Linked DNA regions of Homo sapiens: region 2 is linked to region 1. A link is an interaction called in ENCODE POLR2A ChIA-PET data of the cell type or tissue named here. Cell type or tissue: A673. All regions are shown on one strand. Each heading gives the region's core, and the rest is flanking DNA. Links, peaks and the distances in the headings are about the cores only.

Region 1 (8,330 bases), core at 219-8,218:
CTTCATGCTCTGCAACACTGTGGTGCTGGAAACATAATTGCCTGGGTAAGCCACCAGCATGCGCAGTACCTCATTTCTAGGTGCCCACAGAAAAGATGGACTCCGGAGCCTCCCTGGGCAAAGACTCCTACCTCCCCACTCACCCCAAGGACATCTCAGAAGTCAGCCGAGGGCTCCCCCATCCACCTCCCAAGCAATGTAGCCTCGCACAATTTATTTCTTCCCCATGATGCCCTCAAATACATTCTCAGTCTGTTTCTCTGCCTTTCCTCCAAAAATGAACTTCTTCTCCTTTCCAAGATCTCCCCTAAGCTTCTGCTGCCATATTAACCTGAGTTCTCCAAATGTGTTCTGTGGAATACCAGGATATTGGCAAGTTTCATGTCATGGAAAAAAAGGGTTTTGGAGTAAGATAAATTTAGGAAGCACTGAGTTACATTGGTTTCTTAATTCAGGACTTCTCATTGTACATCTTTGTAAGAGGAATTCCTCCTTATAAGAGAAATCCATGAATCAAATATACAGTATTTGACTCTAGAACCTTTTTTCCAAGGACCATCACATGATGGCCTAGTGTTCTGTGATCCTCCCTCTGGTGTTAGCCAACCCCTGCCTCCTCCCTCAGCCGGCCATCACTGCCATACTCCGGGGCCACAGCCACCCAGGAGCTGGGCTCAGGGCTGGTGGCCCAGGCAGGCAGAAGATCAGGTCAAGGTCCAGGTCCTTCTCAAAGTAGAACATGATCTCAATCTGGACTCTCACATGAAAGACAAGTACAGGGCACAGGGCAGAAGAGCTCTGAAGAATCTCACTCTATCGCCCTGAGACATTTGCCAGCATTCTGCGTGCCCAATCACTGGCGAAAAGGGATGTCTCTATACCTGGCACAGGTTCAGCTGTTGCTGGCAAGCTGTCTACAAACTAACCCTCCTCATCCTGGGTGTCTCAATCACAGCTGGAGAGTGGGGCTTTGGGGAAATGTCCAGGGTGGCCCCATTCATTTTACAGAGGAGGAAATGACTTTCCCCAATTCACTCAGGAGTTTGCTCAGTGGTAGAGTCTACACTAGAATCCAGGCCAACAGGACCAAGCCATCTCCCCAACCAGTGAAACTCTTTAATCTCGTAGTTTCCTTTTTTTGGGTCAAAAATACCTACATTTAACCTGTAGAGCTGGGCCAACAACAACCAACCTGACAAGAGGAAAATGTTTGCCCTTCTCCATCTATCTTCTGCCCCACCTGCTTCATTCACAGAATGATACTCACGGCATCTCCTCAGGCAAGACGTCCGCTAGGATGTTGATTGAGTCTGTTTTGGCTTTTGAGGTGGGTGCTGCAGCCAACAGGATCTTCAGGAGGGCAATCTGGGAAGAGTAGACCATTCAGACACAGGTCTGAGAGCCCAGGGTCAAAATTAAGCTCTGAGCAGTCCTCCTGTTGGTCTGCAGGTGGCAGGAGGACGGCAGGGCCTGCTCTAAGGCCAGTGTAGTGGGAGTGTCCCACTGCAGGCACCACTCACCATATACTGAGGCAGGCTGGGGAGCAAGCCTTGGTAGAGGGTTTCTGCAGGGACTTGCTCAACTTCTTCTTCTCCCTTTTAACATAATGAGTACAAGCATAAAACCCCAGCCCAGAATACAATCTCCTGAGCCAGCTTCCTAGCTGGCTGGAGGAAAACCTGTAAACAGTGATGTACATAATGATGTTAATGATGATAACAGCAAACCCTGAACACAAACAATGTGCCAAGCATTTTACTTGTAATAACTCAGTTCATCCTTATTATTATAACCCTATAAAGGTATTATTATTCCTATTTCACAGACAAGGAAATAAAGCATAGAGAGACCCAGTAACTTGCCTAAGTTGCCATCCATAAAGTGGTGGACCCAGGCATCAGAGGCAGGTTCCTGACTCAGTCTGTATTCTTAACCCTGCACTAGACGTGTCTCAGCCTGTGCACTGGGAGGTGGACTGGGAGCTCTTTGAGGGCAGGGCCTGGGGCAACCTTGTGGTCTAATCCCAGCACAATGCCTGGGAAGAGCTGGGGATCCCGGGGGCTGAAGAGGACCTCTAACTTTTTTTTTTGAGATGGTCTCGCTCTGTCGCCCAGGCTGGAGTGCAGTGGCGCTATCTCGGCTCACTACAAGCTCCGCCTCCCGGGTTCACGTCATTCTTCTGCCTCAGCCTCCTGAATAGCTGGGACTACAGGCGCCCGCCACCACGGCTGGCTAATTTTTTTTTTTTTAGTAGAGACGGGGTTTCACCATGTTAGCCAGGATGGTCTCAATCTCCTGACCTCATGATCTGCCCTCCTCGGCCTCCCAAAGTGCTGGGATTACAGGCGTGAGCCACCGCGCCCGGACTGAGGACCTCCAACTTACCCCTGAGAGAGGGGAGCGGAGGTATTCCTCCTCCATCTGTGCCTGGACCTCTGCAATCGACGTGTACTTGTGCTGGTGGGAGAGATGGGAAAAGAAGGGCTGGGGAAAACATTCTCTGGCCAAACTCCCTGCACTCTAGCAAAATCCCCACACATTTGTCTTCAAACACAGTCTTCTGAAAGAGGATTAAGTCACCACAAAAATCCCTAGCTAAAATCCCAAACCCCAGATATTTTTTATTTTTATTTTTTTGAGATGAAGTCTTCCTCTGTTGCCCAGACTGGAGTGCAGTGGCATGATCTTGGCTCACTGCCACCTCCGCCTCCCAGGTTCAAGCAATTTTCCTGCTCCAGCCTCCCAAGTAGCTGGGACTACAGGTGTGCACCACCACACCTGGCTAATTTTTGTATTTTTAGTAGAGATGGGATTTTGCCATGTTGGTGAGGCTGGTCTTGAACTCCTGACCTTAGGTGATCCACCCACCTTGGCCTCTCAAAGTGCTGGGATTATAGGCGTGAGCCACCATGCCTGGCCCCAAAATATTTTTCTAAAAGGGCCCCTTCCTCTTGCAACTACAGTAAGAAGCCCATGGTAGATAAGAAAAAAGTAAATTAAAGGAGGGAAATGGCCTTTCAGATAGCTACAGCAACAGGAGAAAAACTGAAAGCAAAATCAAGTACTCAAAAAGCCTAGCTGCAGAGAGACCACTTAGTACTACAAATTCCAAAAATATATTTCAAAAACATAAAAACAGTTTCACTCCAGATAGCTGTTAGGGGAGATGCCTCTTCCCCACTCTTAATGTTCTCTCCCGTGTGGAGGGACAGGGGTTTGCGAAACACCCCTCATCTCTCTCTGCCCCGTCCACACACTCACTCCTCCCTTCTCTGATCGGAGAGTATGGGAGGGGACACAGGGCGGACTTGTCCTCACCCTTCTCTTTTCTCTTTAGAACCTGTCTGCCTGCTGAGAGTCTGCTCTCTTCTCCTCCCCGCCACCAAGCTTGGCAGAGCCTCCCCACACTGCCTGGGACTGGTAGGTAACTCTGCCTAATTCTGGAACAACGTATTAGGACACTACTGCTGTGTTCTTAAGCCTCATTCTCCATGGCTCTATGAGCTATAAAGTTGGCATTACAATCTCCATCTGCCTACTCCTCTATTTCAACCGCCTGAGAACGTGGGCAAGGAAAAGGAGGGCTATTTATTGAGCTCTTTAGAATTTCAACAACTGTCAAGTAATATAATCCTTTTTTTTTTTTTTTTTTTTTTTAAAGAATCCGGGTCTCACTCTGTGGCCCAGGCTAGAGTGCAGGACCATGATCATAGCTCACTGTAGCCTTGATCTCCTGTGCTCAAACAATCCTCCTGCATCAACCTCTTGAGTAGCTGGGACTACAGGTGCATGCCTTGGTGCCCGGTGGTCAGGTAATATAATCTTTAAAGACTTCCCAGTCAGTCCCAAACAAAAGCTCAGCTAAAACAAGTAAAACTTATAATAAAACAAGCAAAACTTACGAAAGACTGTTTGCAAGGTTATTGCAAAGTCCACCCCGGCCTCTACCCCAGGTTCTTGCAGGCAGACAACAGTCTTAAAAGGCTTCTCCCTACAGGCTGGTTTCACTCTACTCACTTAGGACCAAACAAGCCAAAAGCTCACCCAAAGCCACTCACCTGTTTCAGAGTCTTGATGCTTTCGTGGATTGGCCTGGGCAGCCCCACCACTGTGTTCGTGTCACTGGAGAATAAAGAAGGCCCTGTGTTGAGCCTCGACATCAAATCACCTGGGATCCCAAACACCAAAGGCCGGGAGAGCTAACAGCAAAATGAACTCGGCTTTTACTCACCTGCCTAGAGTGTAACCTATAAATTTGCTGCGGCTGGACTCAAGGAACATCTCAATGTCTTTCTCTCTGCCACATCACCAAAAAAGAGAGAAAGAAAAAAGGTTTTTAGCAAATGCTATTTCAAAGTGTTACAGTTAACAAAAACACAGCATCCAGAAACTGTGAAGCCAGGAGAAGTCTCCTATAATTGTTTTTCTCTTTGAAAAAAGGGAAAAAACTGAAATTTTCAGAGAATTTTAATGTTTCTTATAATTTTGCTGGATCAGTAACCTGGAAATACATGTTAACTAGTTTATTCATAAAATTAAAGGGATATATCAAACTTAAAAACATGCTTTATTCAGATAGTATGAACAAGTTTGTCAACAGACTTTCTTAAATATTAAAACTTTTAAACAATTAAAGCTATAGGCTACTGATTTTTCATATAGCTCACTTTTCCTATCCCAAACAATCAGCATACCTTGCATTTTCTGATGATCTGTTTTGCATTCCCTTCACAGATCACTGAAAACTGAGGCTTTACCTGGATCAAGAAAGCGACTTCTATATCCTCTCACATGTTCATCTATTTCTTAAGCTGCTGCCTATCAAACAGACACCATTTATATATCTCCAGGTACCGTCCCATCCATCGATTTACCCACATATATCTCAAACATTTTCATTATGGCTCTAAAGAAACTCTTCCTTAATCTATCATTTTTGTTAAAAACCATACACAACCCCAGGATGGGTGGAGACATGTTTGCTTAAATGCTTTTGTTTTTATTTGTTTCCTATCCCCCTTCACTAGCACATCTAACCAAGAGCTAACTCCAATTACTGCCTCAGTAGCCACATGAGGGCCATGTTGTGTGAGACCAGCAAGGCCGGCCTCCCTGAGACCCTCAGGACAGCACAGGGTGCTTTAAGAGAGCCTCATCCCAGAGCCACGGTCAGCCTGCCCTGCAGAGGACCACACATGGTGACACAGGCCAGGTGGCAGGCCTGAGGGTGTGAGGGCTCTGCCTCAGGAACTATGAGTGCTCTGGAGGTCTGAGACTCACCTGACCTTGGGAGCCCACGGGAGCCCTTTGGGGCAAGTCAGCCTGTCAGTCTGTGGGTGCTGTAGCGGGGGAGGCATCACTTCATCCCGTTCCAGGGGAAACGTCTCCCCCTCCAGACTGTTGTCATCATCATTCTCCTCTTCCTCTTCTCGAGAGTCATCAGCCTTGTAGGGATCCCGCTCGTTGAAGGCATCTAGGTTGTCCTGCTTTATCAGAGCCTGAAACCAGGGAAGGGAGATGAGACAAGAGCCAACTGAGGACGCAGACCAGGGAAGTGCAGCCAGAGGAGACACAGCACATACAGGTGTCCAGTAGAGGCAAGAACAGTGGAAAAACCACAGTGGGAGTCAAGACGGGGGCCAAACCATCAACTACTTCTTGCTCCAGTCCCTCAAAAGCACCACGTGCTGAGCACTCACCATACACTGGACCAGAGCTGGGGACAAAGTATCCTCGCTGTGGAGGCATGATTCTGACTGGCTGATCAGAGATCATTTCCAGCAGCCCTGCTCCTCCAAGGACTGTGCTGCTGCAAGCATGCACCTTGAGGGCCCTCAGGAGTCACAGGGACCTCTGTCGTCCTCACCTTGTGCTCTCGGCGGCCCCGTTTCTGCTGCTGCTCAATCAAGTCTGAAGCAGATGCTGGTGGAGAGGCTGCTCTCATGTTGCGAATCACTTTGATGCTGTCCTCAGGAAGCGGGGGGAGGCCCAGGATGCTGCGCTTCTCAGCCTTCATGCTCTGCAGCTCCTCAAAGCCGCCTAGCGTGCACTGCATCACAGACAGGGAAGCAGAGCCAGGGTCAATGTGTCCACAGGCTGGCCCCTGACCATTGTGTCAGGCTCAGAAACATTCATGACATCATGACCCATGTCTTTATAGAGACCCAGGCAACTCCTGAACAATGGACTGAAGCCACTCCCAAGGAGAATTCCGTGACATCCGCAAGGGAAAGGAGAAAAAGGAACAAGGAAAGAGTGGAGATGCAGGCTGACTGACCCTAGTGCAGATACACTAACTCTGCACCTATGACATACTCTTCAATTTAAAAAGAAGCAAAGAGCCTAACCCTGCAAGTTCCTAGAAAAGTTGGTGAGACTCATGTTTCACAAGTTGTACATGCAAGTCTTTCAAAGTCAAATTAGAAATACTGTTGGTTGCTCAACTTTAGAAGAAGAAAAAAAGCTTCATCTAAACATCTCCCAAGAAGCAGAAACGCCAGCAACATCCAGCTTTAGACTGCTTAGTTTTACTGTTTCTGAGCAATTCAGCTTTCCTCTCTAGCCTTAGCAAGGCTTTATGAAGAACAGAATGTGTGGCCAAGATAAAATGTGTCAATGACTTTTAAGAAATCCTATACTTACTGAGCCCTGGCTCCAGAGTTGACCCATTCTGAAAGGAAGGATGAGCCCCAGTGTAGCAGAGGCCCAACTCACCTCCACCGCCTCCCCATGTCACTCCTCCTGGGAAGGCCTCCTGGCATGGCCTGGCTGCTAACAACGCTCCAAGCCCAGTGTGCTGGACGGCCCACTCTGGCACCCAGTCCCTCCCTACCTAGACACAGAGTCGGGCTGACACCATACCCTGAAGAAAATGGAGGCTGGCTCAGGGCTCACTCTTGCCCCTTTAAGTGATATCCAACCAGGGCCCCAATTACATCAGCTGTAACTTTGCCTCAAATCCCTTTACAAACTCCAGGTCCAGAGCTGCTTGCTGAGAGGCAACTTGTCTGGGGGAGAGCTGTTCTATGACAGAAAACAGCTTCCGGGGTCAGAGAGCCAACAGCCTACTCTGACTCAAGGCCTATGTCCTCGTTGGCTGCAATGGGACAATAGTGGCCCTTCTTTTGTCATCTCCTTTTAGCAGCTTTTTAAATAATTTTTTTTACCAAAGCAGTTTTACAGTCACATAATTCAATATTCAAAAGGATATTCAAGGAACAGTCTCCCTACTGCCCATCCCATAGCACCGTTCTCCTCCTCCAAGGAGGTGCTCACCAATACTGTCTTCCAGAGCAGCAAGAGAACTTTCTTCATGGGAAAGTGAGGGGCGTGACCACTGCAAAATTTGGTCACCATCCCAAACAGCATGATGGCAAATGGCTCATTGTTGTACAGCGGGGAGCCTGGAGGTGACACAAAGGTATCAGGACCCTCCCAAAGCCTTCCGCCTCAGCTTCCAGGCAGGGCCTCTAGAGAGGATCCCCAGGGTCCTACCCAGCTCGGCTCTGAAGGTCTGCCGCATGGTCCTCCACTCAGCCTTGTCACCCTCACACTCCTGATGAACGGTCTCCACTATCAGGTACATGATGTTGAGCAGGACCCTGAGGACAAGAGCCAGCTCACAATGGAGTGGGATGGGGGGGTCAAAGGAGCACCCTAGTGTCTAACAAAGTGCTTACACAAAGCAGGGGCTTACTATTAATAAATGGTATCTGAATAAATGAGTATGAACAAGAATGGCCAAAAGCATTTACCACCCTAAGCTTCCTGAAAAGAAAAAAACCACAGAGGTGGTAGCGAGCTGTAGGGTCAAAGCAGAACAGGGTCACAGTGAGAACAAAAACAGGGTTTATGATGAGGAAATGGAAAGCAGGAGCTGAGAGGTGACGCCCAGGGATCCTAACACCCGGGAGGCAACACTACAACCACCTAGTCTAAAAACTTCCAAATTCATAAAAAGAGCCAGATTTCAACCCTCAAAAACTGAGGGGTGATCTTGGTGGTCAGCAGTTGCTGTGAGCTCCTGGGCAGCCATGAAACATTAGGAAGCTGTCAGGTCTAACCCAATGAAGATGAGCATCAAGCTGTGTACACAAGAAGGTGGGAGTCCAGGGAACACCATCAAGTGTTTCATCCAAATACAAAATACCCCACGACCAGGTCCTGAGTAACAGTGTGAGTAGGAGGCCACACTTAGCTGTGGCTCTAGTAAGTCACTTGACCCTGGATTGCCTTTGGGAGTCTCAACCCAGAGTCCCACCTAGGACGAGCCCTCAGCAGTTCCTACTAATCATTCACACTGAGCCCATCACACATGCAGATGATGTGTA
Region 2 (8,330 bases), core at 1-8,000, 410 kb before region 1:
AGCCCACGAGGCTGCCTCTTATCCTTTCTTCAAAAAGACCCTGAAATCCACTCTCTCCGAAAAAGAGACCCTGGCCGGGTTGGGGAAGGGAGGAACACCAGTCACACCCCTCCCCAACCTGGACACAACCTGGTCCTTGCCTTCCTCCCCAGGTTGCCACAGAGGCATAGGCCCTGGCTGAAACCGACAGCAGGAATACCACACCACACATCTCAGTTCAGTTGGTGCTTTTATTCTAAAGCCAGCAGGTTGGTGTGTAGTTGCCTCCCTGGTCTGAATCAGTGCCCCTTTCAGCCCCTGCCCTGCTCCCTGTCCCTTGCTCCCACCCCAATCTGGACAGAGGACTGCCCTCCTCAAAGTCACCAACCTGCTCTCAGGGCTGATCCTTGGAAAGGAGTTGTTTAAGGAAACACCCTAATTGCCTTCTAATATGTCAATATCAGATTAGATTGAACCACCACCATTTGCATTTTAATGGAAAAGCTGTGGGAATTGGGGGCTTCAGTGGTTAACTGGTAAAGTGTGGTAAGAGGGGGCCTCAGAGGCATGACAATTCTGGCAGAAGGTCACAGGTCACAGGCCACAAGCCACAGGCTGACTGGGACCAGAGTCTTCAGGGGGCTGATTGGCCTCCCTGGGCTCCCTACACCTGCCTTGGGGTGACTGTCTGCTGCCCTCTGGGAAGAGCCAATCTTGAGTCTGTGGTCTGAAACTAAGGAGTTAACCAATCGAGGGAAGATGAACTACCCACAAATTGGTCCTCACAGACCTCACGTGAAGGGCCTGAGGGTCAGGCCAGGACCTGGGACTCTGAGCAATGCACCCAAGAGCCTGTGCCCAGGAATGTCTAATTCAGACCGAGGGATACATGTGGGGAGAGGGGCAGGGCCCAGGAAAGAGAGCAGGTCACCTGGGGAGGGGAGGGGGAATGTCCTTTCTGCCATTTACCACCTCTCTGGCAGCCTGAGCAGGGAAGAGAACCAGGCTGGCCACCTTTCACACCACAGCCTCAAGCTGTGACATCCTCAGGCCAGCCTGGGGACCATGTCATGATGGGAGGTATGTCTGCCTGTGTGCATATGTGCGTACTAGACAAGAGAGATCAGGGTAGTCAGTGTAGGGACTGGGAGAGTCATGGGAGCTGGGTTTCATGGCAGAAATAAAAATCCAGGCTGTGCTCAGGAAAAGGATGGTGGGTATCCTGAGACCAGGCAAGCGCCTAAAAATTGATGTTCTTCAAGTCCATGGAGCAGCGGTACCTGCCGTCCGGGAACCTGGAGCACAGCAGGTTGGGCAAGCAAGGACAGGTGTGGTGCTTGCGTTTCCTGAAGAAGGGGACCTAAGGAGAGAAGAAATCAACACCTTCACCAAAGGGAGGTAGGTGGGCCTCCTGGCAGCAGTCTCTGCTCAGCCCAGCACTGGCAAAAGTCTCACCCCCACACCCTAGCCCACTTCTCCACTGCACCTAGCACAACAATAATAGCAATTAGAGATGAGGAAACCGAGGTACGGTGTGGCTAAGCAATACGCCAAGATCACACAGCTAATTTGTGGAGGAGCTAGGATTTGCACCCAGGCTACCTGGCTCTGGAGACTCAGCACACATGTGCCTGCACACACACACACACACGCACACACATGTCCATTGATTGAATGTTTGTTGCTCATCCATTATGGGCTCAAAACCATGGTGGGTGCTGCAAGTGCAGCCGTGAATAGGACAGCCACCATCTCTGCCCTGACTCACACCCTAGAGGAGTGCTAAACCAATGGGGTATCCTCAGGGAGAAGTTAGGAGCATGGGCCCATTGTCAGACTGCCTGGGTTCAAATCCCAGGTCTACCGCTTCCCAGCTGTGTGATAATCAGCAAATCATTTGGCCTCTCTGTGCCTCAGCTTTATCATTTGTAAAATGGTTTAATAATAGCACCTACCACATGTGGTTATAAAGAGGTTAAAATAACAAAAAGCACCCAGTATGAAGGGTGGCATACAGGAAGCACTCAGCATTAGTTTTTTTATCACTGTTGTCTGTATTGGGAATATGGATCTGGAGCTGAACCACCTCACATTCCCCAAGGTTACAAGGACTGCCACATTGTCCTGACTCGTTCACCACTCCCTAGCCCCTCTTCGTCCTGGGACAGGAGGTTGGACAGGGGCTGTGATTGGGAGAGAAACCGCTGGAGGACGCTCCGTGCCTAGAGATGAGCACCGAGCCGGGGTGCAGGCAAGTCCCCGAAGAGCAGGAAACATGCCTGAGTCCAGGTGGAAGACAGCTGGTAAGCCTGAAAGCCTGTGTTCAGGAATGTCTAATTCAGACAGAGGGGTACATGTAGGGAGAGGGGCAAGGCCCAGGGAGGAAAGCAAGTCACCTGAGAGCCTGTGGAAATGCCCTAATTGCCTTCTAATATGTCAATGTCAGACTAGATTGAACCACCACCATTTGCATTTTAATGAAAAAGCTGTGGGAATTGGGAGCTTCACTGGTTAACTGGTAAAGTGTGGTAAAGTGGCTCCAGAGAGGGAGAGCAGCAGGGATGCTGTGGCTCCAGAGGACTCTGGACTGGGAGCTGGAGGTCAAGGAGTGGGAGCAAGGCAGGAGCTATGTACTTAGGCCACAAGAGAGAGTGACTTCTTAAAGTGGGCACCTCACTTGCCTCACTGTAGGCCTGACCAGGTGTGGAAGGCGATTTTGTGGGTCTACTTTTGTGTCCCTGAAGGGAAGTTCTTACAGAGCAAAGGGCATGTGAGATCCTTCCCAAATCTGAATTCATCAGATCCATAAGGGACATTAGAGGTAGTGAGTTTGCTCCACTCATCATATAAGTGTGGCCTGAGAGCAGGTGAGGTAGTTTGCCCAAGTCCACACAGCAAATTAGGGGCTGGGAATGCCCAGCTTGTTTAACAGCCTATAAGATCAGTGGCACCCCTCCACCTGAGGCTGCCCCCCAAAAACAAGGAGGCAGTGCCCAACATCAGTGAGGTATGACTAGAGGTGGCATCGGAAAACTGCAGTTCCAGTCCCAGCTCTGTCTCATTGGTTGTGTGCCTTGAGCAAGTCACATGACTTTGCTGTATGTCAGTTTCCTCAGCATTGCCCAGGGTTGCAGTGAGGATCAAATAAAGATCAGTGGTTCTCCAACCTGTGCTAGAAGTTTGTAGATGAATTATGTCAGGCCCTGTACAAATAAATGTACAAATGTGTCATCTGCAGGGCACTAAGTAAGGTGGATGCCTGTTGATGGCAGGGGCACAGCAACCCCATAGCCTTCTGCTTCCCCTTGGACATTCAGGGGCTGGATCAGGGCTGGATCAGCTATCAGAGGAGGGTGAAGTCCTCTGGAGCCACAGCCTCCCTAGACTGCCTCTCTGGAGCCAGCCTCTCTAGCCTTCCTAGCTAGAGCAAGGCCCCAGGACATCACCCTCTGCTCCCCGCATGGCCCACCCACATATGTGCACCTATGCAGTGTCTGCAGAGTACCTTGTGGCTGCCGGGGTGGCACTCCTCGCCTTCCCGCCCCAGCGGGGTGCACATCCGCAGCCCTCGAAGCCACAGGCTGATGGCACAGCAGGTGCCTGCCCCACACTGGACATCCCGCTCACAGGCCTGTAGGAGGGAGAGAGAAGGGAACAGTTCATTAGTGCACCCAAGAGAAAGCAGAAGGGAAGGGTAGATCCAAAAAGCCCTTATCAGGATGGAGCAAGAAGAGGCTGAGAGTATCACCCCCGGCCTTAGCCTAACAGAACACCCTGGGCCACACTTTATTGCCTTGCTCCCCTCGTGGGGAGGCTCAGGGCTCAGGGGGGCATTGGATCTGGATCTGAGGAAACTTCCAAGCTCCTGGAGGCCACTCAGAAGGAAGACAGTCCTCCTTTTCTGACAAGGCTGGAGGTTAGAAGGCATAGCTTTTCTAGGGCTAAGTAGATGCTCAGTGGATGCTGGTGGAATTGAATTAATTAGAATTCTCAGAGGTGGGAGGGACCCTGATGGCCCAAATTCCTTGGTGGTCAGTACTGAGCTGCCTTGGACCAGGAGTCTCCAGCCCTGACTCTGCACTGTGGTCAGTCCCTCCCCTCTGCATGGAGGCACCCCCATCCTGGCCCTCAAGTGGCCCAGCCTCAGCAGAGGGGCCAGCACCCCAGTGAACAGGTGCCTCTCCCAGGGTTTCTCTACTGACTTCCATGATTCCCAGAGAGGATCGCAGAACAGGAGCTGAGCGGCCCTGCCTGGTTTGGGGAAGGTACCATTTGTAAAGAAGGCCACATTAAATAAGCTCACATTTAACATGAGCCCACGTTAAATAAAAGCCAGAGCCGGGGAAGACAGAACTCTTAACTGCTCCAGACTCAGGTGGGGACCTGCTGAAGAAGCATCCACACTTGCCATTCTCAGAGATGCTATGTGGCTTTTCTGAGCTGAAATGCAAAGCTGGGTTTTGGATCACTCTTCTCCAATAAAAGCCTATGGGCACCTTCAGGCTGCTGTGTGGGACGTGGCAGGACCTGGAAGCCTCCTACTTGCTCAGACCCAAGAGGGAAAGAGTGGATGTCAGCTCCACAGATCATGCAGAGGAGTTACGGGTGGTGGGCACCCAGCTGTGCCTGTCTCCAGCCCAGCAAGGGCACGTCTCACACCCAGCCAGGCCACAAAAGCTTGGGGTTGGGGTAAAGGAAACCCCAGTCGACTCTTCTTCTCCCATAGAGGTGGGGCATCACTGTCCCACTCTTGGAAGAAGGATCATAAAGCCTTGGATGTGGGGACAGTTACAGTCCAGGGAGCAGGGGAGTGTAGAGGTGGTGGAGCCTGGGCTCCTGCTGAAAATCAGAAGTGGGACACCAGCAGGACATGGAGGATGTGGGGAGCCTGGGGGTTCCTGACTTCCCCTTACTGCCCTGTTCTCACCACTCACCTGTCTTTCCTGGGTTTCCCTCACCTAGGGAAAAGTGCTCTCTATTGTGCTTTTCACCGTGAAAATGTTTGCCTGCCGCTCTCAGATCTGCCTGCCCTGCTGTCACTCTGGGCCAGTGCTGGAGCTGGCACGGGTGGTGAGGCAAGCCTGGCATCCAGGCCAACCACGCTGCTCCTGCCCTCACCGCGCAGCAGCCGGGGCTTCTCTCCATTGTTCTTGCCCTCCCAGATTTTCAAGCTACCCCATAGAAGGGCAGCCTACAGTGTAAACACTTCATTAGGTATAATTCTGCCTTCACAATTATTTTTATTTTTGCTTTGGATCTCAAAAGCATTTGACTCGCCTTTAATATTTGTTCTTTTGAACTCAGTGTTTTTCCTTTAAAAGAGAAAAGAAAGAATTTGTCCTTTCTGTGAATGGTAAAATTAACCCAATTCCAGGAATTGTTTGGCATTTCTCTACATTTCCACTATCCATGTAAAAAGCTGGTGGAGGCTGAACTAAAAGTTAGTTTCCCTGCTTCCCCGACCTTTTTCTTCCAGTGGATTTTATATGGAAAGCTCTCAGGTACAGCATTGCTTTCTGCTTCAGTAAGAATGGTCCTGCTACCATAACACATCATGTGCCCCTATTTGAAGGTGGTTTGAGGTAAAAGCAAACTTCCGAGAGAAAACCATGATCTGAATATTTTGAACCAATTGTACAGTGCCCATATGCTGAACCTTTGCTTCTCTGCTTCGAGACTGGATATCTACTTGTTATCTGGATGCTTGCTTTGGGGTACACTCAGCTGAATGTTAGTGGCACCCATATTCCTCTCAGAACTAACTAGGCAGGCACAGAGTGAAAGAGTTTCAAAGATATCCTTTCTAAGCGGAGGTTAAGTTTATACAATAGAAGTTTATAAGCTTACCACCTTTAATTAAGCTTACTGCCTTTAATTAAGTCAACATGCTATGTAAATTAATATTAATATTAATATGTGAATCAGACCATAAATAAAAATTAAAATTCACACAAAAGATAAGTTAAGGTTTGCCAATCCACTTTATAAAGGAATTCCTTATTACTTAATAGGAATCTTCACTTTACCAAAGGACTGAACTTCAAAATGTTCAATGCTCTGCTAACACATTGAAAACAGGATTTGATTCATACACAGCTTCTCAAAAGCAGATCCCATTTAGTAGAGTGAGGTCTAACTAGTCTGAAAATCGCATGCAATCCCTTTAATGCATAATTCCCCATTCCCTTTGGTTCACACTGTGTTGAGCCAACAGAGCCTCCTGCATGGTTCCTGGGCTCACAACCCGTGCAGACCCTGACATCTTCCCAAAACCCAAGGCACAGAGAATGTTAGGCGACTTACCCCTGTGATCACAGCACAGTCAGACACAGTTACTAGGAGGAGCATGATTGAGACTCGCGTGGCACCTCTCATGGTCACTTGGGGTGAAGGCAAAACACTGCCTGCTTAGATGCCTCTCGCTTCCTCCCGCTCAGCCTTGTGCCTGGCAAGCTGGGGAGGCCAGGCTCTCCTGCATCCCCCGCCTCCTCCCAGATGTTTACACTCAGGATCCAGGGCTGCCTGTGGATGCCTCATCTCTGCTCTTCCCTTCTCCAACACCGATGTTACTCAGATGATCTCAGAAGCGAAGATGAGACCTGAATCTCTAACAACATCAAATCAACATCAAAACCAATAAAAATGGATACTTGGGGGGCTTTGACGGTTGCTCTAACTCTCCCAAGAACGCAGTGATTCAGACAGTTATGTATATTTCACTCAATGTTCTTTTCTGCCTCTGGGTATCCTTCTATCCTACTTGGGGCAGAGGAAAGCCTCTGGTAATGAATTAAGGGATTTGCAACATCACCATTTATGCTTCCCTGCACCAAACTATGCAACATACAAGATTATTGGTTCCCTCTCACTCACACCAAGACTTATCTAGGCATTTACCATGGGCTCAACACAGAGGTAGCTGAGAAGACAGAAGAGGGTGAGGTGGTATCCTTATTTCTCTAAAAGGTTAAAATTATAGTGAGGAGCCATAAGACAGTGAGGAAAAAAAGACCAGACTTGTGGGGCTGATGTTCCTAAGTGACACACACATAAGGATTTGCTCTCTCATGGGCTCAGGATGAACACCAGCAAGTGTCCCTTGGTACAATGACCCAAGGGCAGAAAGCCAGCAAACATACAGGGCACACACTCTCTCAGTACCCTGCAGAGCCGAGCTGGTATGGGCTGTGGCTGAAAGGTACCAGAGCCACACCACTGGCCTTCCAGTTTTAGGGGTGAGCATGAGAGTGGCCTTATCCGTGAGTGTATAAACACGGTGGTCTCAGATGCCAGTCTGGTGGGAAGTTGACTTTCGGGATGGCCCCTCCGCCTGTGAGGGAAGCCCCTGACCCCAGCCCTCTCTGTGTCATACGACCCAGAGAGAGCTCCCAGTGCTTTGTCAGATGATCTGCCTTCTCTCCACAGTAATAAAAGCCAACATTTCCCAAGGTATGTGTTGCAATATGTTAATACACAAATAAACAAATAAAAGACTTCTACAGTCAAAAATTTGGGAAACACAAACCGGCTTGTTTTTTGCAGAACTTTTCAGGGCCTTTCATATGCTAATAAGTGTTTGAAACACCAAGTGGGAAATGCAGTTTGTAGTATTTCACAAGCAGATTCATCCACAAAACCTTTCTTATCAAATGTCACAGGGGTCTAGGGTTTCCACATTGAAACGCTGATAGGCATTTATGAGTGCAGAGAGGAAGGTTAACTAGCACGGGAGCTGGGAGCTAAGCCCCCAGAGGCAGATGCTTTGATTCAGATCGATGGCTTCATGACCTTGAAAATATTGCTAATCTCTCCAAGCCTCAGTTTTCCTATCTATAACATGGGATAAGAATAGCATTTACATCATACGATTTTGCGAGTATTCATCTATTTATTTATTCATTGACTATATTTATTGAGAGCCTACTGTATAGAAGACACTGTTCTTGGCACTGGGAATATAGCAGTGAACAAAACAAAACCCTGTCCTCATGTAATTTTGACTATAGTCAAGGAGACGGGTAATAGACAAATAAACAGATTTGTAATAAAATGGCCAGTTGTGTTGAGCACTGTTAAAAAGGAAGGCCAGGCGCAGTGGCTCATGCTTGTAATCCCAGCACTTAGAAGGTAGAGGCAGGCGGATCACTTGAGGTCAGGAGTTCGAGACCAGCCTGGTCAACATGGTGAAACCCCATCTCTAGTAAAAATATAAAAATTAGCCAGCTGTGGTGGCTCACGCCTGTAATCCCAGCTACTCGGGAGGCTGAGGCAAGAGAATCACTTGAACCTGGGAGGCAGAGGTTGCAGTGAGCCGAGATCGCGCCACTGCACTCCAGCCTGGGCAACAAAAC

Evidence for each region. ChIA-PET counts read pairs that join two places held together with the same protein. Peaks named below come from ENCODE experiments on the same cell type or tissue, not always from the same donor. Only the 100,000 strongest peaks of a DNase experiment are listed, where the experiment ranks them.
Region 2: POLR2A ChIA-PET joins it to region 1 with 16 read pairs; 2 of 35 experiments call an interaction of 5 or more read pairs at or near these places.

Annotation. Positions count from the first base shown.
Region 1 is chr1:110,040,807-110,049,136 of GRCh38, reverse strand. STRIP1 (striatin interacting protein 1) reads right to left here. Exons shown (of 21, transcript NM_033088.4): 7 at 7,495-7,601; 8 at 7,276-7,403; 9 at 5,867-6,049; 10 at 5,281-5,498; 11 at 4,232-4,297; 12 at 4,059-4,122; 13 at 2,386-2,457; 14 at 1,521-1,595; 15 at 1,268-1,365; 16 at 1-25. Among named protein-coding and RNA genes, the nearest start is that of STRIP1, 10 kb to the right of the region's middle. In A673, for the core only: no CTCF peak of the experiment used is centred there; no DNase peak of the experiment used is centred there.
Region 2 is chr1:110,449,241-110,457,570 of GRCh38, reverse strand. PROK1 (prokineticin 1) reads right to left here and starts at 6,422. Exons shown (of 3, transcript NM_032414.3): 1 at 6,283-6,422; 2 at 3,485-3,610; 3 at 213-1,339. The coding sequence starts at 6,354. The coding sequence ends at 1,220. In A673, for the core only: no CTCF peak of the experiment used is centred there; no DNase peak of the experiment used is centred there; H3K27me3 peaks cover 4,469 bases.